Linked DNA regions of Homo sapiens: region 1 is linked to region 2. Evidence: read pairs that join two places in POLR2A ChIA-PET (ENCODE). Cell type or tissue: MCF 10A. All regions are shown on one strand.

Region 1 (8,000 bases), 260 kb before region 2:
CTGAGGCAGAAGAATTGTTTGAATCCAGGAGGCAGAGGTTGCAGTGAGCCAAGATTGTGCCATTGCACTCCAGCCTGGATGACAGAGCAAGACTCCGCCTCAAAAAAAAAATTAAATAAAATAGCCAGGCATGGTGGCGTGTGCCTGTGGTCCCAGCTACTCAGGAGGCTGAGGTGGGAGGATCGCTTGAGCCCAGGAGTTCAAGGCTGTGGTGAGCTATGATCGCACCACTGCACTCCAGCCTGGGCAACAGAGTGAGACCCCATCTCAAAAAAAAGGGTTTATTTTCAGTGCTATGGATTTTACCTAAATTTTTTAAAAAGAAAGAAAGAAAGAATCTCCTTGGGTAGTCACGTTTTGTTAGACCGCTGAGCCCAGGCTTGGTCTTGGTATGTGCTGCCATAGCCCGTGTGCCCAATGCGGTGGGGAAGTCGCTTCTTGCCATGGTGTCTGTTGTGACATTTCTGACTGGAATCCTGCCGGGTGATGTGACACTGTGGAGTCTAAAGGTCCCAGATCAAATCCCATCCCCACCACTTCCTGGAACAAGTCAGTTTTTTCCTAAGGTCTCAGTCTGTAAAATTGGAACAGCAGTTCTTGCCCTACTGACCTCATAAGACAAGCCCGAGAATGATTCTGTTTCCCAAAGGGCACTGAGAGTGCTCTGGAAGGAACGCACACGGTCTGGAGATAGCTAAAGATGAATATTTTTTACTTGGAAATTCAGATAGGACTTTTTGTTAGTTCTTGAGTTTGAATTTTATACTGTCATCATCTGGTTTTGGTGTCCAGATAATACTGGCCTCATCGAATGGGTTGGAAGTGTTCCCTCCTCATTAGTTTCTTGAAGAGATTGTGGAGAATTGGTGCTAATTCTTTTGGAATATTTGATAGCATTCTCCCCTGGAACCATCTAGCCCTTGCAGTTCTTTTTTGTTTTCTGGGAGGCTTTTAATTAGGAATTCAAGTTTGTTGTTGTTGTTGTTGTTGTTGTTGGGTTTTCTTTGAGACAGAGTCTTTCTCTGTTGCCCAGGTTGGAGTGCAGTGGCACAACCTCAGCTCACTGCAACCTCCACCTCCTGGGTTCAAGCTATTCTGCCTCAGCCTGCGGAGTAGCTGGGTCTACAGGCACCCGCCGCCACACTCAGCTAATTTTTGTATTTTTAGTTGAGACAGAGTTTCACCATGTTTGGCCAGGCTTGTCTCGAACTCCTGACCTCAAGTGATCCACCCACCTTGGCCTCCCAAAGTGCTGGAATTACACGCATGAGCCACCGTGCCCCGCCAGAATTCAATGTTTTCGTAGGGGTAGTTATTTCATCTTGGGTGAGTTTGGGTAGTTTATGGTCTTCAAGGAATTGATTCATTTCATTCGTTGTCAAATTTGTATGTGTACAGCTAAAAAACAAAATTGAAGTATCTACTTTTATGATGACTTTCAGTTTGTAGCATATAATCCATAATCAGAAACCTACAGTAGGCAGGAGGATCACTCGAGTCCAGGAGTTTGAGACCACCCTGGACAACATAGATCCTGTCTCTACAATTAAAAATAAAATAAATCTCTCTCCCCATGCATAGCACTGGGTCAGATCCTTTGCATGGGTCATCTCCTTGGTCTTCAACACGAACCTGCAAGCTAAACATAGTAATCCCCATTCAACCCAGAAGGACACAAGCTCTGCCCAAGACTACCACGCTGGGAAGTGGCAGAGAAGGGATCAGACCCAGAACTCCAAAGGCCATTCTAAACCCAACTGAGCTGACCAAGGCCCCAAGTTCCCTGGCCCAGCCCTCAAACTTGCCCTCCAACCCCAGCTCCTTCCTCGGCCAGACATCACACTGAGGGCATCTGCAGGCCACACCTGGCCCTTAAACATATCCTTTTTATTACTTTTAAAATTTGTTGCCAGCATTTAAAATCAGGATATTTCACATACAAATCCAGCTTTCTGGTTTCTTTTGAAAAATCAGAAGATCTGGGCATGCTGCACCCACAATCCCAAATGGCATCACTTGGCTGCAGCTGCCCAGAAACCACCCCCTATAAATGGCTCAGGTGTTCAGTTTGCCACAGTCCCCTCATTCCCTATCATCTCCCTAACATTAATGTCATCATGTTTCATTTTCTTCATAACATTTGTCACTCTCTGAAATGAAATGTTTCTTAGTTATTTTCTTGGTTTTTTTTTTTTTTTTTTTTTTGAGATGGAGTCTTATTCTGTCGCCTAGGCTGGAGTGCAGTGGCACGATCTCAGCTCACTGCAAGCTCTGCCTGCTGGGTTCATGCCATTCTCCTGCCTCAGCCTCCCAAGTAGCTGGGTCTACAGGCACCCGCCACCGCACCCGGCTAATTTTTTTTTTGTATTTTTTAGTAGAGATGGGGTTTCACCGTGTTAGCCAGGGTGGTCTCGATCTCCTGACCTCGTGATCCACCTATCTCGGCCTCCCAAAGTGCTGGGATTACAGGCGTGTTTCTTAGTTTTTTATGCCCTTCTCTGCCATTAGAATATAAGCTCCTTGAGGCAAGGGACTTTCAATATCTGAGAGCAAGGAGACAGCATTGCAAAGTGGTCAAGAGCAGAGGTCAGCAAACTACATCCATCCTATGGGCCAAATCTGCTCCCTCCCCACTCCCCCAGCTTGTTTTTTTAAATAAAGTTTTATTGTAACAGTCACACCCATTCGTTTACATCTTGTCTATGTCTGCTTTTGTGCTACCGCAGCAGAGTTGAATAGTTATGATGGAAACCATATGGGCCACAGAGCCTAAAATATATGCTTTCCAAACCTTTATAGAAAAAGTTCACCACCCCTGGTCTCAAGAGCCAGACTACTCAGATCCAAAGACAGCTCCACTTCCTAGCCATGTGACCTCAGACAAGTCACTTTGCCTTCCTGTGCCTCAGTTTTCACCTCTGTAGCATGGATGTAATAACAATAATACTCACCTTATAGGGTCACTGGGGGAGGATTACATGAGTTAATACATGTCGAGTGTTTGGAGCTGTACCTCCTATGTAGTAAAGAGTTTTTGTAGATAAGCAAATGACACTTTTTTTTTTAATTGACAGATAATAATTGTACACATTCATGGGGTACATGGTGATGTTTCGATGCATATAAAGTATAATGATCAGATCAGGGTAATTAACATATCCACCATCGCAAACATTTCTCATTTCTTTGTGTTGGGAATGTTTAATATCCTCCTTCTAGCTATTTGAAACTATATATTATTATTAAAATATTGTCATGAGTGGGGCAAGGTCAGATATAACCAGGTCCACGCACGTTTATGTCTTTCCACAAGGTCAGGCTTTCACTGATGCTATTTCAGTTATGAAAGCCACTAGCTAGAGGAAGACAAGAGAATGACCTGTCTGGAGTTCCCAAGGAGGCAATTCTCCTTAATATTACCCTTTCACTTGGTAGTCAGGGCCATGAGCACAAAAGGCTGAAACCACTCCACAAGTCAGTCAATATTGCAAACCATACATAATAGTATACTTAATTGATATATAAATGTTATAGATTAGAATTTCATGCCAAACAGCAACATTAGGCATCAAGAATAAAGGGGATATGAAAAGGGACTAACGGGCTGGGTACGGTGGCTCACGCCTGTAATCCCAGCACTTTGGGAGGCCGAGGCAGGCAGATCACTTGAGGTCAAGAGTTCAAGACCAGCCTGGCCAACATGGTGAAACCCCCGTCTCTACTAAAAATACAAAAATTAGACAGACCTGGTGGCACACACCTGTAATCCCAGCTACTTGGGAGACTGAGGCAGGAGAATCACTTGAACCCAAGAGGCAGAGGTTGCAGTGTGCCAAGTGCACTCCAGCCTGGGTGACAGAGTGAGATTCCATCTCAAAAAAAAAAAAAGGTGGGGGAGTGGGGGGCCTAATGAACCAGTCCAAGGAGAGTGACATGTAGAAGGAGAGAGTCCTGATCCGGGCACTTGCCAGTATCTTCCAAGAGTCCTTTATTTGGGCAGAGCCTTCAGCTTCAAATTCTGGGTGCTGATGACAAGTGACAGTGAGACAGAATGTGTTAAGATGTCAAGCTGGTGAGGTCCTGCTCATTTTATGACCCTTGAGTCCTCTGGTGAGGACTGGTGGTAAAGGGTTACACCCTTATCTGGTTGGGTGTTGTCTCTATTGATTAGGTAGACATCTGGACTCTTGTTGACTTGATGACTTTTAAAATGTAAGATGGAGTCTTTTTCTAAGATGGAGTCACTTATGTCAAGGGTGTGCTATACATATAGTATCTTTTAAAGAGCTGCATCTTTAGAAGCACATTGCTGGTTATGTAAGATGTTCTATCTGAGGAAGTGTGCTGAAGTGTGACGACTACTAATAATAAGCAGAAAGCACGTGGTGTTGATGGGGATGTTGTCAATGCTGATGGCAGCAGCGGGCACTTGCTGGGCATCAAACCCTGTTCTGAGTCCTTGGAATGACTTTCCATAAACAAACCCATCTCCCATGTCACCACATGCCCCTCAGCCCTGGGCAGTGACTCCTGTTAGGGTGATCATCTCATCCAGGTTTGTCTGTGACTTTCCCACTTGTAGCACTGGAAGTCCCAAGACCCAGGAAACCCCTCAATCCCAGGCAAATCAGGAGAGTTGGTCACTCTACTCCATATCCACAATCCATTTTATCTATTTATTTGTTATTTTTGCCTTTAAATTTATATCCTAGAAAAATACTTTAAAAGCTGCTAGACATGTCCAGCTGAAAGAACATTCTTCAAAGATTAAAAAAAAAAAAATTCTAAGAGGCTGAATAGTTGCACAAAACCCCAAAAGAGGAACCGGTTTCAACATCTTTCTTTGTTCTCTTAAATTTGACCATGATTTCATCATTTGTCATGAGTTTGACTCTTGTGATTCAGCGATGATGGAATGTATCCTACAGTCTTTTGGTTAAGTTTTTTTTTTTTTTTTTTTTTTTTGAGACAGAGTCTTGCTCTGTTGCCCAGGCTGGAGTGCAGTGGCACTATCTCGGCTCACTGCAAGCTCCACCTCCTGGGTTCACGCCATTCTCCTGCCTTAGCCTCCCGAGTAGCTGGGACTACAGGCACCTGCCACTATGCCCGGCTAATTTTTTTTGTATTTTTAGTAGAGATGGGGTTTCACTGTATTAGCCAGGATGGTCTTGATCTCCTGACCTCGTGATCCGCCCGCCTCGGCCTCCCAAAGTGCTGGGATTACAGGTGTGAGCCACCTGCCTGGCCAGTTAAGTTCTTGTTAGTACAGATAGACCCATTATCTTTTCTATTTTTGGTGTTCTCCCACAAAACTGTCGAAGAAGCCAAGTTTTTTTTTAACTTTACTGTTTAAACATGTGAATCAACTTATTTTTTCTTTATCAGCATCATTTTCTTGTCTTCCTCTAAAAAAAATTTTTTTAAACAAGCTGATCTGCCTTCCAAAAGTTTCCAAGTAATTAAACCCAATTAAAACCATTAAATTCTTTCTTTTAATGACAACTTTATTATTAAAAGCTAACCACAAGGAGGAGATTTAACTGGCAAAGCTCTCTGTTGTGTGTTAATCCATTCCTGACCTCTGGCTGACACTTCCAAGAGATAAACCCCACAGAATAGGGAGCTGGTTTAATGAACAGCTTTAATTAATACTTTTCTTCCTTGTGGCAGAGTAATTATTTGTTCAACTTGTAAACAGCTCCTTGGCGGTGATTTTTTAAAGACCCAGTTGGCTTGGATAGTGTGATGGTTTTGATGTGTTTTGTGTGTTTGTGTGTGTTTTTTTTTCTTTAAAAGAGAGAGGGGAGGAGATCTCCATTCCAGGATTGGTGCTGAAGCACATGTGTCCTGAAGTTCAGGACGTCAGGGTAATTGACACAGAAGAAAAGTGAGGCGAAGGCAGGCAGCAAGCTGCCTGTATTTTTGAGACATCTCCAGAGAGGGCAGGTCTGCAGACGGGCAGGTCTGCACTTTGCAGCAACAGTCTGCAAGCCCAGACAAGGCCCCCAAGGAGACACAAGCCCAGCCCAAATGCAGTCTGAGTGTTAAGAAAGGAAAGGGCCTGGGATTGCAAAGCGCGAGGCCAAACGCCTCCCCCGACCTTCCCTTCGCGTGGCACCTGAGAAAGGGGCAGCCCAGTGCAAATGCTAGGTGTGACCAACCAGGCCCCGGAGAAGCGATTCTGTGAACAAGGATGACTAGCCCGCTAGTAGTGCTTGCCGCAAGCCGCCCATGCATCCCAAGTGCTTTCCACCCATCACCTCCCTAACCTGTCTCAGGGAGGTAGATGCCGTGGGTTTTCGTGAGGTTAAGTGGCCTGTCCCAAGTCACGTACCTTCTAGCAATAAGGGCAGAGCGCAGATTGCAGCCAGCTGTCTGGCTGCAGGAGTCAGTCCTAACTACTGGGCAGAGCTGCCCCTTGAGACAAGAAAGTGGCACCTCCCACTCAGCTGGCGGGGAGAGACTTAGGTTTGTTTTTTTTCATTTAGTTCATCTCTTAGTTAGAAAGCTGGTTTCATTAACAAGTTAGAAAGTTAGTTTCATTGCCCACTCTGTAATTCCAAAGTTAATTTACTAACACTAAGGACCAAGCTTTTTCATTATTTTAAAAATCATTTAGAGGAGTGATTCTCAACTAGGGGTGATCTTGTCCCTCAGAGGACATTTGGTGACGTCTGGAGACATTTTTGACTGTCACAACTGGGTAGGCGTGCTACTGAATTTAGTGGGTAGAGGCCACGGATGCTGCTCAAATTCCTACAACCCACAGGATGGAACTACAACGTGGAATTATCTGGCTCAAAATGCCAACAGTGCCAAAGCGGAAAAACCCTGATTTGTAGAATCCTCAAATGTTTCATTCTTATATAATTACTCAGACTTTTCATTCTTGTAGAATGCTCAAATGCTCACTCTAGAAGCAATTTGTAAACACACAAAAGCAATATTAATGCACCCATCAGTCCCCACCCCACCCCCTCAAAATTAGGCTGAATCTCTTATAAAAAAAAAAAGTTAATTAATTAACTTAGTGAATTTGTTAACCAGGCCACCAGAAATTCTTCAGAAACACATCTAAAGTGCCACTAACTGTTCTCAACTGAACAGTTAGTTACGGATGAAATTGTTAGTACAAGAATATTTGAAGACAGTCCCCAAATTCCCAAACATCTACCTCTACTTATTATGCAAGTTTCCTTAAGAAAATGCTTATGTGGCCAAGCTCGGTGGCTCATGCTTGTAATCCCAGCACTTTGGAAGGCCGAGGCGAGAGGATCACCTGAGGTCAGGAGTTCGAGACCAGCCTGGCCAACATGGTGAAATCCCATCTCTACTAAAAATACCAAAATTAGCCAGCTGTAGTGGCACACACCTGTAATCCCAGCTACTCAGGAGGCTGAGGCAGGAGAATCACTTGAACCCGGGAAGCAGAGGTTACAGTGAGCCAAGATAACAAAAAAGAAAAGAAAATATGTATGAAGAGCACAAAGCAGATTAACTAATTTCACCCTCTGAGCCTCCTTGGGCTGAGGGATGTGTTCAGAGATCTCTGATGCCTCTTTGGGGCTCCCAAGACTCTCCTCCCCAAGGGCTCAGAGCTGTGTCTGAAGCTGGAAAGATAAGCAGACAGTCCTGGAGGGCTTAATCCTGGGACTGGGTTGAGTCCAATGCTTAAGATGTCAGAATTCAAGCTTCTTAGAGCAAGGGCCGTAGGCTTCGTGTTTCTATCTGGAAGGACTGACCGTGGCATCCCACCTGCAAGACCCTTGACAAGAGCGAAACAGACAGCTAGCGTTGCTGACAGACCAAGACATTATTCAGAGAGTGTTGCTGTTTTCTGAAAATTATCTTTGGATATGTTGCATTTGATAAGATTAATGGATCTAAAGAGGCCCTAAAGTTAATCTTTTCACAAACACACCTGTTTTTGACTCCTAGGGTGACATCCTAGAAAGACATGGGCTACAAGTAAGTGAGGGGAAAGGCTGGGAGCAGAGAGA
Region 2 (8,000 bases):
CTGGCTAATTTTTGTATTTTTAATGGAGATGGGATTTCACCATGTTGACCAGGCTGGTCTCAAACTCCTGACCTCAAGTGATCCACCTGCCTCCCAAAGTGTTGGGATTACAGACATGAGCCACCGCAACCGTGATTTGTTTTGTTTCCAGGCTGGAGTGCAGTTGGCGCCATCATGGTTCACTGCAGCCTCTACCTGAGCTCACGTGATCCTCCCATCTCAGTCTCCTGAGTAGCTAGGACCACAAGCCCACACCGCTATGCCCAGCTAATATTTTGAATTTTTTGTAGAGACAGGGTCTTGCTCTGTTTCCTAGGCTGGTCTCAAGCTCCTGGGCTCAAGTGATCCGCCCCCACCTTAGCCTTCCAAAGTGCTTAGACTTCAATATCTTCTGACCTGAGCTGCTGGGGGGCTGGAGTTGGTGCGGGCTGAGATGGGGACAGTAGTGGGAGGAACAGGCTGGGGGAGGATGAATGTGGGGGTGAGCTATTAGTCATCCAAGTGGAGATGTCACGGAGGCAGTCGGATGATGGAGTGCAGGGGAAGTTTGGGCTGGAAGTATAAATGTGGGAGGCATCAGCATCTAGACGGAATTTAAAGCCATGACGCATATGGGCTGAGATCACCTAGGACTGTGCGTGATGGGAAAGAATCGGGTCCAAGGGCCAGTCCCTGACACTCTCCACAGCTTGGACATTTGGCTGTGAGAATGAACCAACAAAGATGACAGCCGGGTGCGGTGGCTCATGCCTGTAATCCCAGTACTTTGGGAGGCCGAGGTGGGCAGATCACCTGAGGTCAGGAGTTCAAGACCAGCCTGGCCAACATGGCAAAACCCCATCTCTACTAAAAAATACAAAAATTAGCTGGGTGTGGTTGCAGGCACCTGTAATCCCAGCTACTCGGGAGGCTGAGGCAGGGAGAATTGCTTGAATCCGGGAGGTGGAGTTTGCAGTCAGCTGAGATCTCACCACTGCACTCCAGCGTGGGTGAAAGAGCCAGACTTTATTTCAAAAAATAAATAAAAGAAAAAGAAAATTGCTCCTTCAAGCCACGTAACAGGAGCAGAGAAGGAAAGGTGGGTCGAAGCCCAGCTTGGGCATTTTCCAGGTGTGACCTTGGACAAGTTCCGGCCTTCCCCAGTTACCCCATGACACTGCTGTCAAGGATAGAGGAGATCATGAAAAGTGAAGAGCCTCTCAGCTTTGTAAACTGTGAAGTGCCTTCTAAGGATCAGGGTGATTGCCAACTGAGCATTTCTATAACACCACCACTGAAATAAAAACTCAAGGTCGCACAGCTTCTGCTGACATCATTCAGCAGAGAACAGATGCAGAATTTCCAACCTTTCAAGAGCTGTGCACCCTGTTAGCTTGAGGGCCAAGACCTTACCACTTCCTGACCAAAACATAATGCATACAGCATATTAACCTGAAAAAAATTCTAGGAAATAGAAAAACATGCATGTAGTAAATAATTAAAATGGCATAGAAACGTATCCATGGGGCTGGGCGTGGTGGCTCACGCCTGTAATCCCAGCACTTTGGGAGGCTGAGGCGGGCGGATCATGAGGTCAGGAGTTCGAGACCTGCCTGGCTAACATGGTGAAACCCTGTCTCTACTAAAAATACAAAAAATTAGCCGGGCATGATGGCAGGCACCTGTAATCCCAGCTAATTGGGAGGCTGAGGCAGGAGGATCTTTTGAAGCTGGGAGGTGGAAGTTGCAGTGAGCTGAGATCAAGCCATTGCACTCCAGCCTGGGCTACAGAGCAAGACTCCGTCTTGAGGAAAAAAAAAAAAATTAGCCGGGCGTGGTGGTGGGCGCCTGTAATCCCAGCTACTTGTGAGGCTGAGGCAGGAGAATCACTTGAACCTGAGAGGCAGAGGTTGCTGTGAGCCGAGATCGCACCACTGCACTCCAGCCTGGGCGACAGAGCGAGACTCCGTCTCAAAAAAAAAAAAAAAGACTTTGCTCTGGTCAGGAGTGGTAGCTCATGCTGTAATCCCAGCACTTTGGGAGGCCAAGGTGGGAGGACCAATTGAGTCCAGGAGTTCAAGGCTACTAGTGAGCTATGATCATGCCACTCCACTGCACTCCAGCCCAGGCAACAGAATGAGACCCTCTCTCTAAAAGAAAAAAAAAAAAAAGCCAGGTGAGGTGGCTCACGCCTGTAATCCCAGCACTTTGGGAGGCTGAGGCGGGTGGATCACTTGAGGTCAGGAGTTCAAGACCAGCCTGGCCAACATGGTGAAATCCCGTCTCTACTAAAAATATAAAAATTAGCCGGGTGTGGTTGCCTGCGCCTGTAATCCCAGCTACTCAGGAGGCTGAGGCAGAATTGCTTGAACCTGGGAGGCGGAGGTTGCAGTGAGCTGAGATCATGTCACTGCACTCCAGCCTGGGCGACAGAGCAAGACTCCATCTCAAAAAAAAAAAAAAAAAATTTATAAAAGCACAGGGTCTTCCAGAAATTGTGGATTAATTGGTCTGGGGAGACGACCAAGCATTTGATTTTTGTTGTTTTTTTTTTTTGTTTCTTTGAGTTGTAGTCTCGCTCTGTCACCCAGGCTGGAATGCAATGGTGCGATCTGCGCTCACTGCAACCTCCGCCTCAAAGGTTCAAGCAATTCTCCTCCCTCAGCTTCCCAAGTAGCTAGGATTATAAGCACCTGCCACCATGTCCGGCTAATTTTATTGCATTTTTAGTAGAGACGGGGTTTCACCATGTTGGCCAGGCTGGTCACAAACTCCCAACCTCAAGTGATCCACCCGCCTCGGCCTCCCAAAATGCTGGGATTATAGGTGTGAGCCACCGCACCCAGGTTGATATAGTTTTTAAAGAGCCCCAGCTGATTCTAATGTGTAGCCACGGTTGAGCGCCACTGTTCTAGAAAACTACAAGTTTAAACTAGAACAAAAAGAGGCATTTTGGCCCGGCACAGTGGCAAACGCCTGTAATCCCAGCTACCTGGGAGGTTGAGGCAGAATCGCTTGAACCCGGGAGGAGGAGGTTGCAGTGAGCTGAGATGGCACAACTGCACTACAGCCTGGGCAACAGAGTGAGACTCCGTCTCAAAAAAAAAAAAAAAAGCAGGGGGAGGGGAGGCATTTTGGCATGTCCATCACTAATGGGATATACACGCACACCATATCCTGGGTTGTAGCTTTGCAGGCAGTAAATCTAATTTTTTAATTTTTTTCAATTTCAGCTCCACTCCTAACTAACTATGATTTAGGGCTGTAGGGAAGAAAAAGTACCTTTTCCTCACCCATCACAAGGTTCATGGCTAACACCCCTAAAGACAGATTAACAAGAGATAAGCATGACAAATTTATTTAACCCAAGTTTTGAGTGACTCAGGAGTCTTCCAAAGTGAAGAACCGTGACCCAGGGCACCTGTGTTTTTATGGACAGTCAAGCAGCAGTGTCACAGGAGGACAAAAGGGTTTGATCCAATGATGTACACAGTGGGAACTTAGCAAGGCCTGTGAGTTTAGTCTTCATGGTCTCCACGGACAGGACCGGACCCCCTCTGGAATGAGGGGCTTGGGGCCTACTTTCAGGAGAGGCAGGTCAGAGAAACCTTGAGTGGCCCACTGCAGAAGAGGAAGGCAGGAGAAGGTCAGAGAGTGACCTTCCTGCTTCTATGGTTTCCTCAAATTCCTTCAGCTTCAAATGCTCAGTTTGCCAAAGTGCTGTAATTTGGGGTATTGTGTTCCAAACCCCTACAGGAGAAGTCCCTACTGCTCTAAGCAGACTTGAGCAGGCATCAGAAGCACGTGGGCAGCTTGCTAAACACTGATTGAGGGACTCACCCCCACCAAGTTTCTCAGTTGAAAGATTTGAGAATCTGCATTTCTTGAAATTCTCAGGCCTTTTGATTAAGAAACTCTTTTTTTTTTTTTTTTTTTTTTTTGACAGAGTTTCACTCTTATTGCCTAGGCTGGAGTGCAATGGCATGATCTCGGCTCACTGCAACTTTAGCCTCCCTGGTTCAAGCGATTCTCCTGCCTCAGCCTCCTAAGTAGCTGAGATTACAGGGGCCCGCCACCACGCCCAGCTAATTTTTGTATTACAGGTGCCACCACGCCCAGCTAATTTTTGTATTTTTAGTAGAGACGGGGGTTTCACCACATTAGCCAGGTTAGTCTTGAACTCCTAACCTCAGGTGATCCATCCGCCTCGGCCTCCCAAAGTGCTGGGATTACAGGCGTGAGCCATCACACCCGGCAGATTAATAAATTCAATCAAGGACTTTGGGGGAAGTGGGGCTGAGAATTTGCATTTCTATCAAACGCCATCAGAATTTAGCAGGTGCTGCTGCTGATCCAGGGAACAGGCTTTGAGAACCAGGGCTCAGTTGATTACTAGTATAATTAACAACCTCTGATCCCATCACTGGCTCCCATTTCAGAGCAATGGTTGGTGCCTGCAAGCTTTCATCTCACTGTGTCCACACACAATCCCATGGGGTCCCAGTGTTCTTATGGATGAGGTTACCACGGCTGCAACATTCACAGTGAATTGTCCAGGGTCACGCAGCTGCAGCCAAAGTCTGGGGTGGAACACAGGTCTAATTACAAGCAGGAGAGAACCTGGGCAACACTTTCTTTGGGAGCATCAAAGCAAGCTCTCCCACCACCTGCTTGAGCACTTCCAAATCCTGCCGACATACCCAACCCTGCAACAGGCAAAGAGCCTCGCCTCCTGCTGGGAGAGCAGCTTCTTGCGGCGCGGCCTTCGCGAAACTCCGTGGAGAAATGGCGCCCCCTGGTGGCTCCAGAGAGAGCAGCGTTCCATTCTCCGGGCTGGGAGCTCTGGTCTCATGCGTCATGGACATTCTTGGACCCCATCACTAACATGGAAAATATTATTCAGTCCATTCCATCCTAGGAAAGAACTCAGGGTGCTGAAAGGAGGTGGGGACTTCAGAGCTCAGGAATGTAAAGGAAGGGCGGCGGACCGAGCCCTGGGGCTCTCAGGGGGCTGGAATGGTTAAAGCACAGCTGAGAACAATTCGGAGTTTCACCTTTGACCTTCCCAAAGACTTCTGCTGAGGAATTTTCTTTCTTTTTTTTTTTTTTTCTTTCAGACGGTGTTTCACTTTTGTCGCCAAGGCTGGAGTGCAATGTCGTGATCTCGGCTCACTGTAACCTCTGCCTCCCGGGTTCAAGTGATTCTCCTGCCTCAGCCTCCTGAGTTGCTGGGATTACAGGCGTGCACCAGCTAATTTTTGTATTTTTAGTGGAGACGGGGTTTCGCCACGTTTGGCCAGGCTGGTCTCAAACTCCTGACCTCAGGTGATCCACCCACCTTGGTCTCCTAAAGTGCTGGGATCACAGGTATGAGCCAGCGCGCCCGGCGGAGGAATTTTCAGTACTAAAGCTATAGTGTTGTGATGAGAGTCCGGCGTGCTCCCTGAATGCCGGTGCCCGATTCATAACCTAGTGCATTCGTTCACACATTATTCATTCAACAGATAAGCTTTTGCGTGCAGTACTATTCTGGGTGCTGGGACCACCGAAATCAGCAGAACAGACAGAATCTTTGCCTTCACGGATGCCTCCTGCCCTAGAACAGTGAATGAATGAATACATCAATAGGTAGAACACATGGAAAATAGATGACACTTAATAAAGAGATGTCATTGAGATGACACTTAAGCAAAACCCGGAGTGAGGAGAAAGAGCAGGTATCTGGTGAAGAAGTGTTCCAGGCAGAGAGAATGGTAAGAGCAAAGCCCCCGGGGCGTGGGTGTGTTTCTCTAACATGTTTGAGTTCTTTTTTTTTTTTTTTTGAGACGGAGTCTCCCGCTCTGTTGCCCTGGCTGGAGTGCAGTGGCGCCATCTTGGCTCACTGCAAGCTCCGCCTCCTGGGTTCACGCCATTCTCCTGCCTCAGCCTCCCGAGTAGCTGGTATTACAGGTGCCCGCCACCACGCCCGGCTAGTTTTTTGTATTTTTAGTAGAGACGGGGTTTCACCATGTTAGCCAGGATGGTTTCGATCTCCTGACCTTGTGATCCGCCTGCCTTGGCCCCCCAAAGTGCTGGGATTACAGGCGTGAGCCACTGCGCCCGGCCTTTTTTTTTTTTTAAATTAAAAAAATAAGGGCCAGGCACAGTGACTCACGCCTGTAATCCCAGCACTTTGGGAAGCCTAGTGGGGTGTATTACCTGAGGTCAGGAGTTTGAGACCAGCCTGGCCAACGTGGTGAAACCCCATCTCTACTAATTTGCTGGGCATGGTGGCACGCGCCTGTAGTCCCAGCTCCTTGGGGGGCTGAGGCAGGAGAATTGCTTGAACCTGAGAGGCTGAGGTTCCAGCAAGCCGAGATTGTGCCATTGCACTCCAGCCTGGGCGACAAGAATGAAACTGTCTCAAAGAAAGAAAAAAAATAAAAATAAATATGGTGCTGGGCGTGGTGGCTCATGCTGTAATCCCACCACTTTGGGAGGTAGAGGTCAGGAGTTGGAGACCAGCCTGGCCAACATGGTGAAACCCCCTCTCTACTAAAAATACAAAAATTAGCTGGGCATGGTGGCCTGTAATCCCAGCTACTTGGGAGGCTGAGGCATGAGAATCACTTGAACCCAGGAAGCGAAGGTCGCAGTGAGCCAAGATCATACCACTGCACCCCAGCCTGGGTGACAGAGCAAGACTCCGTCCCCCTCACCCCCAAAAAAGAGAGAGATGGGGTCTCTCTATGTTGCCCAGGCTGGTGTCGACCTCCTGGGCTCAAGGGATCCTCCTATCTTGGCCTCCCAAAGTGCTAAGATTACAGGCATGAACCACTGCGCCCAGCTTGAGTTGTTAAAAAAATTTTTTTTGTAGAGATGGGGTCTTGCTATGTTGCCTGGGCTGGTCTTGTACTCCAGACCTCAGCCAGTCCTCCCACCTCAGTCTCCCAAAGTGCTAGGATTACAAGTGTGAGCCACCACGCCTGGCCTAGACTAGACTGTTGATGATGGAGTGGGATGTATCTCTTCATATCCAAGAACCACTTACCCTGTTATTAATTCGACAGTTTTTATTAAATCAACTTATTTTGTTTTATTTTTTGTTTATAGAGACAGGGTCTTGCTATGTTGCCCAGGCTGGTCTTGAACTCCCCAGCTCAAGCAATCCTCCTGTCTGGGCCTCCCAAAGTGCTAGGATTACAGGTGTGAGCCCCCATGTCTGGCCTGAAATAAACGCAGTGTTTTTTTTTTTTTGAGACAGTCTTGCTCTGTCGCCCAGGCTGGAGTGCAGAAGTGTGGTCTTGGCTGACTGAAACCAGGCAAAATCTGGGCCGGGTGTGCTGGCTCATGCCTGTAATCCCAGCACTTTGGGAGGCCAAGGCAGGGGGATCTCCTGAGGTCAGAAGTTCAAGACCAGCTTGGCCAACATGGTGAAACCCTGTCTCTACTAAAAATACAAAAATTAGTCAGGTGTGGTGGTGCACGCCTGCAATCCCAGAGCTACTGAGGAGGCTGAGACAGGAAAATCGGTTGAACCTGGGAGGCAGAGGTTGCAGTGAACCGAGACCGCACCATTGCACTCCAGCCTGGGCAACAAGAGCGAAACTCAGTCTCAAAAAAAAAAATCTAAATAGGCCAGGCACGGTGGCTCATGCCTGAAATCCCAGCACTTTGGGATGCCGAGACAGGAAGGTCACTTGAGCCCAGGAATTCAAGACCAGCCTAGGAAACAGAGTGAGACCCTCCATCTCTACTAAAAATTAAAAAAATTAGCCCAGTGTGGTAACACATGCCTGTAGTCCCAGCTACTAGGGAGGCTGAGGCGGGAGGATCGCTTGAGTCTGGAAGGTGGAGGCTGCAGAGAGCCGTGATAGCACCACTGCATTCTGGCCTAAGAGAAAGAGCCAGACCCTCACACCTAATCCCAGAACTTTGGGAGGCCGAGGTGAGCAAATCACGAGGTCAGGAGATCAAGACCATCCTGGCTAACACAGTGAAGCCCCGTCTCTACTAAAAATACAAAAAATTAGCCGGGTGTG

The links. Peaks named below come from ENCODE experiments on the same cell type or tissue, not always from the same donor. Only the 100,000 strongest peaks of a DNase experiment are listed, where the experiment ranks them.
Region 1: POLR2A ChIA-PET joins it to region 2 with 17 read pairs; 2 of 35 experiments call an interaction of 5 or more read pairs at or near these places.

What each region holds. Positions count from the first base shown.
Region 1 is chr20:47,120,107-47,128,106 of GRCh38, forward strand. All of the region lies in intron 9 of EYA2 (EYA transcriptional coactivator and phosphatase 2), which reads left to right. Among named protein-coding and RNA genes, the nearest start is that of MIR3616, 43 kb to the right of the region's middle. RefSeq lists an enhancer at 5,618-6,131. In MCF 10A, no CTCF peak of the experiment used is centred here; DNase peaks (open chromatin) are centred at 4,865 and 6,035.
Region 2 is chr20:47,379,445-47,387,444 of GRCh38, forward strand. LINC01754 (long intergenic non-protein coding RNA 1754) reads right to left here. Exons shown (of 3, transcript NR_146496.1): 3 at 3,322-5,575. Among named protein-coding and RNA genes, the nearest start is that of ZMYND8, 27 kb to the left of the region's middle. RefSeq lists an enhancer at 3,951-4,803. In MCF 10A, a CTCF peak has its summit at 4,757 (motif pointing left); DNase peaks (open chromatin) are centred at 567 and 4,747.